Linked DNA regions of Mus musculus: region 1 is linked to region 2. The links are chromatin contacts, found by POLR2A ChIA-PET in ENCODE. All regions are on one chromosome and are shown on one strand. The core of a region is the stretch at or near the end of the contact, and the rest is flanking DNA. Distances in the headings are between cores, read along the strand shown.

Region 1 (4,970 bases), core at 716-3,215, 190 kb after region 2:
TGTACTCTGCCCCAAGTGGACGCTGAGAGCCAAAGGAGCCGCCACAAGAGCAGACCATGTCTGTACCTGCTCGCTGAGCCAGCTTCCCAGCCCCTTTAACACCACATTCTTACAAAGCAGACAAATTGATGATTTTCCAAAGGTCTTGAGGGAAAGAATGCTAGCGACCTGGCGGTTGCCCAGAGGAACCGGGTTTACCAACTTGCACTTCCTGGAATCTGAGCTGGTAGCCAGCCCTGTTTGTTTTTGAGTTCTTCATAAGCCTGCCAGGACAACTGTGGTCTGGGGTTAGGGCAGGTACCAGCCTTGTGCAGTTTCCTGACAGGGGCTAGTTAGAAACAGCTGGTGGGGATGAGAGACGAGGTGTATGTGACAGTCAGCTGCTTGCGCCAAAGAGACCCAGCTGCCAGCCTTCTGAGTGGCTCGGGCCTTCCTCAGCTGTGGTCACCAGGGCACCTGAAACCTTGTAACCTGAGAGCAGGTCAGGGAAAGGAATCTGGATTAGGGATTGACTGCTATGATCAACTTGAGACTCAGAAGGTCAGCCAGAGATGTGCAGAGGAAAACAAGGGAGAAAAGTAGCTTGTTGAAAAACAAAACAAGGGGCTGGTGAGATGGCTCAGTGGGTAAGAGCACCCGACTGCTCTTCCAAAGGTCTGGAGTTCAAATCCCAGCAACCACATGGTGGCTCACAACCATCTGTAACAAGATCTGACTCCCTCTTCTGGAGTGTCTGAAGACAGCTACAGTATACTTACATATAATAAATAAATAAATCTTTAAAAAAAAAAACAAAAAACAAAACAAAACAAAGCAAAACAAAAAACCACCCATAACACCCATTACCCACTGCTATTTGCAGAATCCAAGGGGCTAGTTGGTTCTGGTATCAGTTGTTTGGGATATTGGGCTGCAAAGACGTAGCTCTTGCCTCCAGCCACAGCTTCTGGCCACTCCTTGCTGAAGAATCATCTTCCTGTCTCCAGAAAGGTCTTGGCTGTTGTTATAAAGGATTGTTTTCCAAGACAAAGGGCTGCTGCCTTCAGACATGCTGATGGGTTTCTCTGCAAAATATCATTAAACAACCAAAGGCATAGCTGAGCTTGTTGGCTGTTGAGGTTTCCCCATGGGAGGAGGGATGGAGGGTCTTGGGACCTTCACCTGACTATCCAGATACTCCTTCTAGCTGATCATAATTGTGTTCTTTCCTAACTGTGTGTGGCCTTGGGGGTTTCAGGAGGGGCTTGGAAGACCTGAAAGAAGGGGGCTCCATGTATACAACCACAGAAGCCATTCATTTTTGTGCCCACCTTCTAGTGCCGCTTCTCAGAGATCACCCATACTCCTTTGCAACCCCCTCATCCTTACTCTGTGAGTAACTTTAGTGAAGTCATTGGCTCCCTAGGCTGAACTTTGGTGGAATCCAACTTTGGCTAGTTTGTGGGAGCTAAGGAGGAGCAGGGTAGACGATTCCTAATCCCCACCCCTCAATTCTCTCACATATGATACAGGACACTGAGACAGAAATTGTACTTGGAGGCCATAAGACTTACTAAATGCCATGGACAGTCAGACGGCTCTGAAGAGAGGGAGTCAGAGCCCATGTGGCAGAAGTGGGTGTCTCTTGTTTACTTGTTTTTGGAGACAGGGTTTCTCTGTGTGGCCCTGGCGGTCCTGGAACTCACTGTGTGTCAGGCTGGCCTCAGACCCACAGAGAGATATCTGCCGCTACCTCCTGAGTGCTGGACTTAAAAGTAAGCACCACCACCGTGCGGCTTTCTTACAACTTTCTAAGGAGAGAAGTTGGACCACACAAGCCTGTAGCCAGGCTCTCCAATCCCGGGCAGGAGGAAGAGAAAGGGGGTGGGGAGTGGGGCGTGCGGCCAGAATGCCTCCTCTGAGTTAAATTCAACTCCCCAGGTGAGACTCTTCGTCCTAACTAGAGACTCCACAGTGTCCCCAGCTGGGCACCTGCCAGGATCCGTGGGCGGACAAGGCTGCTGTAGGTATGTGTTGGCCTAAGCAACAGCTGAAGGGGTTTTTTTAGGTACTATTTATTTTTATTTCATGTGTATGAGTGTTTTGCCCTCATGTACGTGCACCTGTACGTGCTTGGTGTCAGGTTACTTCCTGTAGAGAGGTTGAAGGGGGTAAGAGCGAGGTTTGGTCGGACCTTAAGTGAGACCGTGTTTATTCACAGTGAAGAAGCATTTCATCACCCACGTCTGGGTGGCCAAAATGCCTACAGAAGACAGTACTCCAGTTCCTTGTGAGGCGGAAACAACTACCAGCTACATTGTAGTCCCACCCTTCCAGGAACTCCTTGGTCTGGCTGCAAGGGACGATGGGAAATGTAGTCTTTTGGCAGGAAACTCTCACTTGATGTTCACAGAAACCTGAGAACTGAAGTGGATGTTGGACTCTTTAGTGCCAGAACCAAGAGCAGCAAGTTCACTTAAGCACTGAGCCTTCTCTTCAGTTCCAGCAGCTGGAACCCTCCCTCTCTCCCCATAAGGTCTCACTCAGGCTAGTCTTTTTTTTTTTTTTTTAAGATTCATTTATTTATTTAAAGTACGTGAGTACACTGTAGCTGTCTAAAGACACCCCAGAAGAGGGCATCAGATCCCATTACAGATGGTTGTGAGCCATCATGTGGTTGCTGGGAATTGAACTGAGGACCTCTGGAAGGGCAGTCAGTGCTCTTAACCTCTGAGCCATTTCTCCAGCCCATCAGGCTAGTCTTAAACTTGTGGCAATACTGGGATTGTGAGTAGAGTAATTCTGGTCAAAGCCTGAGCTCTGACAGGGCTAACACCACAGGCTCTGCCACTCATCCACAGTACATTAAATACATAGACATTAGTGAAAACAGACAAAGGAGATTTAGTTGGTGTGGCCACATTGGGAAGAGAAGCAGATAGAGAGCTTTAGTGACCTCCACCCCCAGCCCAAAATCCATCTTCAGCCCTGACATGAGGTTTAGGTTTGAATAGAAAGCAAGAAGGAAGCATGCTTAACTAAGCCATTGTGGTCAAAGTGTGGTCCACCCATCCCTGACCCATCATTGTCTGTCCTCTCAGGTGGGCTAACAGTTGTCAGAATTAAATCTCTCTCCAGGAGGCAAGTTCTTCCTTCAGCCAGCACCAGGGCTTGCAACCTTTTCCTTCTTGGGACCCTTGTTTCATTTGTTTCAATAGCCTGAGAGTAGTCAGAGACGAGTCTCTAGACCAGCTTCACCTGTAAAGACTGTTAGGGTCACAGGATTACAATCGTGAGCTGCCAGCCTCCCAAATGCATCCTATTCACGATCCTCTAGGGTCCTCACAGCATAAACATCTAGTCCAGTTCAGTTTGACTAGGCAGCCATGAAGCAATTTTCTAACAGTCGAAGCATCTTGCCGCCACCTTTCTGAATGCAGTCATTTCCAGGGTGACCTTTCCTGTGCCTCTACTATACCCTGCACATGGGATGGACTGCACCATCTTGTTCAGGCCTAGCCAGTCCCAGGCCAGGGGTTAATATGAAGACTGGTCAGATATGATCTCAGCTGTATCAAGAGTCTCACCTCAGGGCTCAGTCAGGTGCTTCTCAGGTAGACATTGCCTCTGTTTCAGTAACTTCAGCTTGTCTGTAACATAGTCACTTATTACTTTTGTATTTTTATTTGTATTTTGCTGGGGATCGAACCCAGAGCCTTAGTCATGTTTCTGTTCTACGACTGAACTGTGTTCAGCCTAGCGTATGTTCTAGTTTTACTTCAGACCAGAGTTCCCACAGTACCACACACGTGTCAGTGTGTAAGCTCAAAGGCCAGTCTGCCATTTTGAGGATAGTCCTGACTCCAAATAAGCTTTTCTGGTCTGCTAGTCTGTGAGCCTTGTGGACGATGGCTCTAATCTTAGCTTAGAAAACAAGTGTCATACAAGGTTCGTGTTGGAATCAGTACTGAACCTAAAGAACTTATGGTGGGTAAGAAATGGGTGAGGGCTGGGCGGTGGCGGTGGCGGTGGCACACACCTTTAATCCCAGCACTCGGGAGGCAGAGGCAGGCAGATTTCTGAGTTCGAGGCCATCCTGGTCTACAAAGTGAGTTCCAGGACAACCAGGGCTATACAGATATACAGAGAAACCCTGTTTTGAAAAACAAAAACAAAAAAACAAAAACAAAAAACAAAAAAAAAAGAAGAGAAGAAGAGAAGAAGAGAAGAGAAGAGAAGAGAAGAGAAGAGAAGAGAAGAGAAGAGAAGAGAAGAGAAGAGAAGGGGCTGGTGAGATGGCTTAGCGGTTAAGAGCGCTGACTGCTCTTCCAAAAGTCCTGAGTTCAAATCCCAGCAACCACATGGTGGCTCACAACCATCCGTAACAAAATCTGATGCCATCTTCTGGAGTGCCTGAAGACAGCTACAGTGTACTTACATATAATAAATAAATAAAGAAAAGAAAAGAAAAGAAAAGAAAAGAAAAGAAAAGAAAAGAAAAGAAGAGAAAAGAAAAGAAAAGAGAAACAGGTGAGGGCCGGCGGCTTAGCGGTAACGGTGCTGCCAAGCCTGATGACCTGAGTTTGACGTCAGAATTCACAAGATGAGAGGAGAGCGTGGTGGATTTGGTTTAATGCTTGCACTATGGGTTCCCAAATTGCTCAAGAACGGAGACTCCTCCGTGTAAGACGCTGCGGGTCCCGGTCCCCAGTTATTTCTAATTGGTAAATAAAGTTGCCGGTGACTAGTAGGCAGGGAGACGGAGGCAAGACTTTAGATTTCCCGGGCAAGGGAAGCCAGGGAAGAAGGATTTAATACCACCATGCCGGGGAAGCAGAAGGGTCAAGTCTGAGAAGTACGGGACAGAGAGACAGCCAACATGTAAGAGTCAGGGATTGTGGTCAGGAGGACTGTAGACTGGGCAGTCAGGATGCAATATAGGTTTTAGTAAGTAATAACTCGGGAATATTGGAGGGAAGGGTGTGCTAGCA
Region 2 (5,320 bases), core at 2,354-4,853:
AGCGGGGCATTTTATAGCAGAATGAACGCCTGGAGGCTTTCGCCCGGCAAGAGAGCGTTTTGTCACCTGGGTGGTTACTGGTCCCTTACTTGTGCCCGGTTCTAGGAGGTTGACGGAGATAATTGGATCTACGGAACACTTATGGGGCTACAGTTTGCCAGTGCTTCGTTACTATTCCATGCAACCGATTTCGACCTCAAAGTCGACATAATCCTTAAACCGGGGACAAGATCGTTTTTGGATAGAGGGCTTAGCTCGGTAGTAAGCCACATACTCAGCGTTCACTACTCCTCTGACTTATTTCTAACACCATTTCTGTACACATTTTCAGTTTCCCAATTACTACTGCTTTCTACCTACTAGTGATCCCTTTTTGTTTTGAGACAAGGGCTACTATATAGCTCCGGGTAGCCTGGGACTCACAATGTATACTTCCAGGCTGGCCTCAAACTCCCAAGATTATCTGCCTGCTTAGAGTGCTGTGCTGAGTGCCATCATATCCAGCCCTAGCAGTACTTTTAAAGTTTTCTCATGACGTGTGAAACGCAAAACTTTTTAGGAAAACAAAATAATTCACCGGACTCTGCCACAGGCTGAGTAAGTACAAGGACGCCTAGGGATGTACTTTTAAATAGCCCGCAGAGCTTTTAAAAGGGCTCCATTTTTACAGATCTTGATTTAACTGTAATAGCAAAAGTAGGTCATCGAGATGGCTCAGTAGGAAAAGGCTACGAAGCCCAAAGTGTAGAGTTCAATTTCTTGGACCTACGTGGTGGAAAATGAACCAACTCCTCCAAGTTGTCTTGTGACCTATACACACAAATGAATGTGCACAACGAGTGTGCTGAGTAGTGTAAAAAAGAAACTAGTTTGCTTTTTTAAAAACAAAAACAAAAAACAGTTTAGGGCTGGAGAGATGGCTCAGCGGTTAGGATTACTGACTACTACTCCAGAGGTCCTGAATTCAGTTCCCAGCAACCACATGGTTACTCACAAGCATCTGTAATGGGATCTGATGCCCTCTTCTGGTGTGTCTGAAGACAGCTACAGTGTATTTGTAAAAAAAAAAAAAAAAAAAAAAAATCTTAAAAAACAACAAACAAACAAAAAACAGCCGGGCGTGGTAGCTCACGCCTTTAATCCCAGCACTTGGGAGGCAGAGGCAGGCGAGTTCCAGGACGGCCAGGGCTACACAGAGAAACAGTTTAGACGCATTTCCATTTTTGCAATTTTGCTACTAACTGCTAGAGCCTGGCTTTGGAGCTTGAGAGTTAGGAGGGCTGGGCACTTGGCTTGGATTTTTCTTTTTCCTATAAATAAGAATGTTGTGAGACCTGCTATATGTTTACTTAAGATTTGTTATGAACTAAATATTTGCAAGGAGCAAAGCATGAATTAGTGAGCCCCTGTCATCACAAACTAACTCCTAACCCCAGCACTCAGGAGAGAGGAAGTCAGAACTATGTGAGATTGGGGCCAGCCTGGTCTACATAGCAAGTTACCCTGTTTTAATAAGTGAAATTATAGTTCTAAGACTGCGGTTGTAGGTTTCCAGCAAGCCACCTGGCCATGAAATTGTGTGAATTTTGTTAACATTCTGCTCTCTATATTTTTGGGAAGCATTCAATTTATCAAAACATTTCATTTTGGATATTAAAAACTATCCCGTCCATTTTTTAAAGTAATAAATTGCTAGATAAGCAACAGAATGAGATTTTTAAAAAGCGTCTGCCATTTCACTCTATGTATTTCTTGATCATGAGGAAGATTAACATTGGTATGGCTGGACGGAAATTTAAAAAAGCCCAGGCACTTGTTACCGGCCCAGGGGATTTAAAAAGCCTGTTTTCCCCCAAGACAAGGTCTCTCCCAACTCTAGGTGCGGTGGAATTTGCAGACCTCTAGTCCCCTGTCTACCCAGTGCTGGAGTTGTGCTTGTGCGCTGCATCCTTTTCAATAACATTTTACAGGGCTACCTAAGGCCCTGGGGTTCTACGGAATAACTCAAAGAGAAGAAACGTAAAGGTAAGAATATTTAACTTTTAGCTTAGTCACATTGTGAGGACACAGCAGCGGCTATCAAGAGTAAGACATACCTGACAATCCTCAAGGTTACTTTTTGGCGGGGAGGGATGAGACGCTCAGGCTGCCTAGGGTGGCTACCATCCTGCTTCACTGAGGCTAGCCTTATACTCCTGATCCTTTCCACTCTCCGAATGGTGGGATTGGCAGGATGCACCAAGACGCTGGGTTCTCAAGGTCATTTTAAATCAAGAGAATTGTTTGAAGGAAGAAGGGATAAGGACAGTGAAAAAGGTTAACCCTTCCTGGTTTCATGGAACCATGTGAAAGAGTGAGCAGTGGAGTCTCATGCGCTTCCCCCTTCTTGAGTTAAAGAATTCCGCATCTACTACACTGTTCCGGTCCCTAGAACTAACAAATCCCCAATACAGGGCTAGAAGCTGAGCACGGAAATTCCAGGAGCCAGCTGGGGGCTGTGGTGGTCAATGCTTCGGGAATCGGCTATGAATCAACCCCCCACACCGCACTTCCGGTCCATTTGGTCCCTCTTTGCTATTGTATAAAGCTTGTAATGAGTTACCTCAGAGTCGAGCTCTAACTCCCACCCATGTCTGCAGGATCTCTCCCCTGATCTGAATCATTTTTGTAGGTTTCTTTGACAACCAGCAGCATTGATATGCTCTAAAATCACACCCACTCACTTCTTGAAAAACACAATTGTGCCCCACCGCAGGCAAATTCACAGATTCCAATTCAAAGACTCCATAGATGGAGTCTTTAAGGTTTGGGCAATCTATTCCACTCTCATTTCTGTATAAATTCTAAGTATGGAAATTCCATTAGCAGGAACAGGCTATTGATGCAAATGCCCTTAATCCCATCTCATTTGCACCGACCTAGCATTCAAAGCCGTTCATTACAAGGCTTTGCCACACTTTCAGTACCTGTCCCACGTACCAGAGTTGCTAAGCCACTTGAAACACAGAATTAAGTCCAGATTTTTTTTTTGTTGTTCCGTTTTAAAAGACTCAGAATGCAAGCGGCTCCTTCCACAATGTCTCCTTTTGCAAAGCCCCAGTACTTTGGGACCAAAAGAATAATGTATGACTAGAGGTGTCAACTCCTTATACTCAAGGACCTGCTTTGTTAGACCTGAAACCAGAGCCAGGCTAGGCCATCACGTGACCTGCTCTGATGGCGTCACAGGCACACGTGGTTCTAGATACTTCGCTCCCTCCCCCTCAGGGGTGGATTGTTGACAGCGGCGCTGGCGGTCACGTGACTTGACGTCACCCCCCCCCCCACCTCCTCTCCTCCGAAATCTCAGGCTCCGGATGCACCACTCTCTCCCCGTCCGGCCGAACTTGAAACTAGCGACGGGGGGAGCGAGGCGAGGTAGCGTGTGGGCTCCGAGGGCGTTGGGCCGGGCCGTGTTCAGCGTGAGCACGGAGCGGATCCTCCGTAGTTGCCCGCAAGCAACAAGCCCGGAAGGCCGCCTTCTGCCCCTCCGGTGCGGCGCGCGCGCCCGCTCGCCCCGCCCCCTCTCCCCCCTCCCGCGGTGGTACTGGCGGAGGGCGGAGGGATCTGGAGGCGGCGGAGGGAGACGTCATTGCAGGGTTGTTTGTGCAGTCTCGGTGGCGGCGGCGACCCACAGTGATTCGGCCGCTGCGCCGGGGGGTGGGGGGGCTGAACGGGACTCTTTTCTTTCAGACTGACCGCGGGGCAGCTGCGGAGCATGTCGACCCCGGCCCGTAGGAGGCTCATGCGGGATTTCAAGCGGTAAGGGCCCTCGTCTTAGCCCAATATGACGGCCTCTTCCCGAAGCCATGGACTGTAGGGCGGGGATTCCGGATATCTTCCTCCTGGTGACCCTGAGGAGGCGGGCAGTGGGCCTGCGGGACCCACGGCAGTCCCGGCTTCCCGGTGGCTCTTACTCCCTCGCTTCATACCTCCCTCTGTCTGGAGTAAAGATGGTCGGTACTACAGCCTCCTGCCCTTCCCCCCCAAAAGTAGGAAGGTGGCCATCGCTGGGCCTAGGTGTCCCAGAGGCCCACCTAGGGCAGATGCAGACGCTTCACCTCCCGCCTCTGCACCCTGCAGTGTCCCCTCCCCAGGTGGTGCGAGTGAGCTGCTCCTGAGGCTCCGGCCTCGCCTGGCGGACCAGTCCAGCTTTGTTACAGGGCCCCGTGATCTCCTGTTGGTAGTGAGAGGTTGGGGTGAATACTGCCCCAAATCTCTCCCTTTCTGCAGTGGTGAGGGTGGGGTCTGCTGCGCGAGGTCCGGAGGTGGTTAGCCCATCCCCCGAAACCCGATCTGCCCCCGCCCACCTGGAAGGACCTTGAGAACTGGCTCGGGAAACCTGGGCCTGGAGCTAGCCACTTGGCCTGCCAGTGCCTTCTGGAACTAAGATCTGGCCGCGGAATAAAAGCCTATCTATAGCCTCCCCAGCCTGGAAAAATGCCTTCCGTCAGACTGGAGCTAATCTGATACTCCACCTGGGCCTCCTTTTGGAAAATAGGGGTTTATAGGAAATGTGGGGCTTGAAGGAAGAAGATGACCTCTCCCAGTTGTTTACCTCTCCTTGGAAACGTACAAGTGCAGAAACAGTAGACTAGATACTAGTTTTCTTTCTGGGCAGACCCGCTGTGATTGAGACAAATCTGTAATATAAAAACTTAGATTTGCCTCTCAGGAAGCAACTGCTCAACTTTCCCATTATAAAGCCCTTTATGAGAGAGAGAGAAAAAAAAGCCCTTTATGAGGCATTTGGAAGCTATTGTCTTGGGACCTGGACAACTTCATCATTTAATTCGTTGCTGATTTTAGCCACACAATTGAGGAATGAAGCAGTAAATTCGTCCCTCTCAGTCCTGTTAGTGACCTAATCTGCTTGAGGTTGACCAGTTTGCCAAGTGTCCACTTAAAAATCACAACATACTTTGTGAGATGGACAGGTTTTTGTTGTTGTTTGTTTGCTTGCTTTTTTTTTGTTTGTTTTTTGTTTTTCAAGACAGGGTTTCTTTCTCTGTGTAGCCCTGGCTGTCCTGAAACTCACTCTGTAGACCAGGCTGGCTCGAACTCAGAAATCCCCTTGCCTCTGTCCCCTAAATGCTGGGATTAAAGGCGTGCGCCACTACTGCCAGGCTGTTTTTTTTTTTTTTTTTTTTTTATTAATGATCTGCCAGACAAAGAGATGTCCTTTTTGGTGCAAAAGTCACCCAATGCTTGAAGTCACTATATTTGATTAGCTCTGTAACTGATACACAAATAAAACTTTCCATTATGGATAATACATTAT

What was found. ChIA-PET counts read pairs that join two places held with the same protein, here RNA polymerase II (POLR2A).
Region 1: POLR2A ChIA-PET joins it to region 2 with 12 read pairs in embryonic stem cell. The contact joins the enhancer-like site here to the promoter of Ube2b in region 2. POLR2A ChIA-PET finds 5 or more read pairs at or near these places in 4 of 5 experiments (Patski and embryonic stem cell).

Annotation. Positions count from the first base shown.
Region 1 is chr11:51,802,722-51,807,691 of GRCm38, reverse strand. No RefSeq gene overlaps it. Among named protein-coding and RNA genes, the nearest start is that of Sar1b, 42 kb to the right of the region's middle. Within about 2 kb of position 1,965, at least 3 of the 3 ENCODE cell types and tissues checked have a DNase peak (open chromatin) inside an H3K27ac peak, as active enhancers do.
Region 2 is chr11:51,998,774-52,004,093 of GRCm38, reverse strand. Ube2b (ubiquitin-conjugating enzyme E2B) reads left to right here and starts at 3,603. Exons shown (of 6, transcript NM_009458.5): 1 at 3,603-3,801. The coding sequence starts at 3,758. It also overlaps a transcript of Cdkl3 not described here.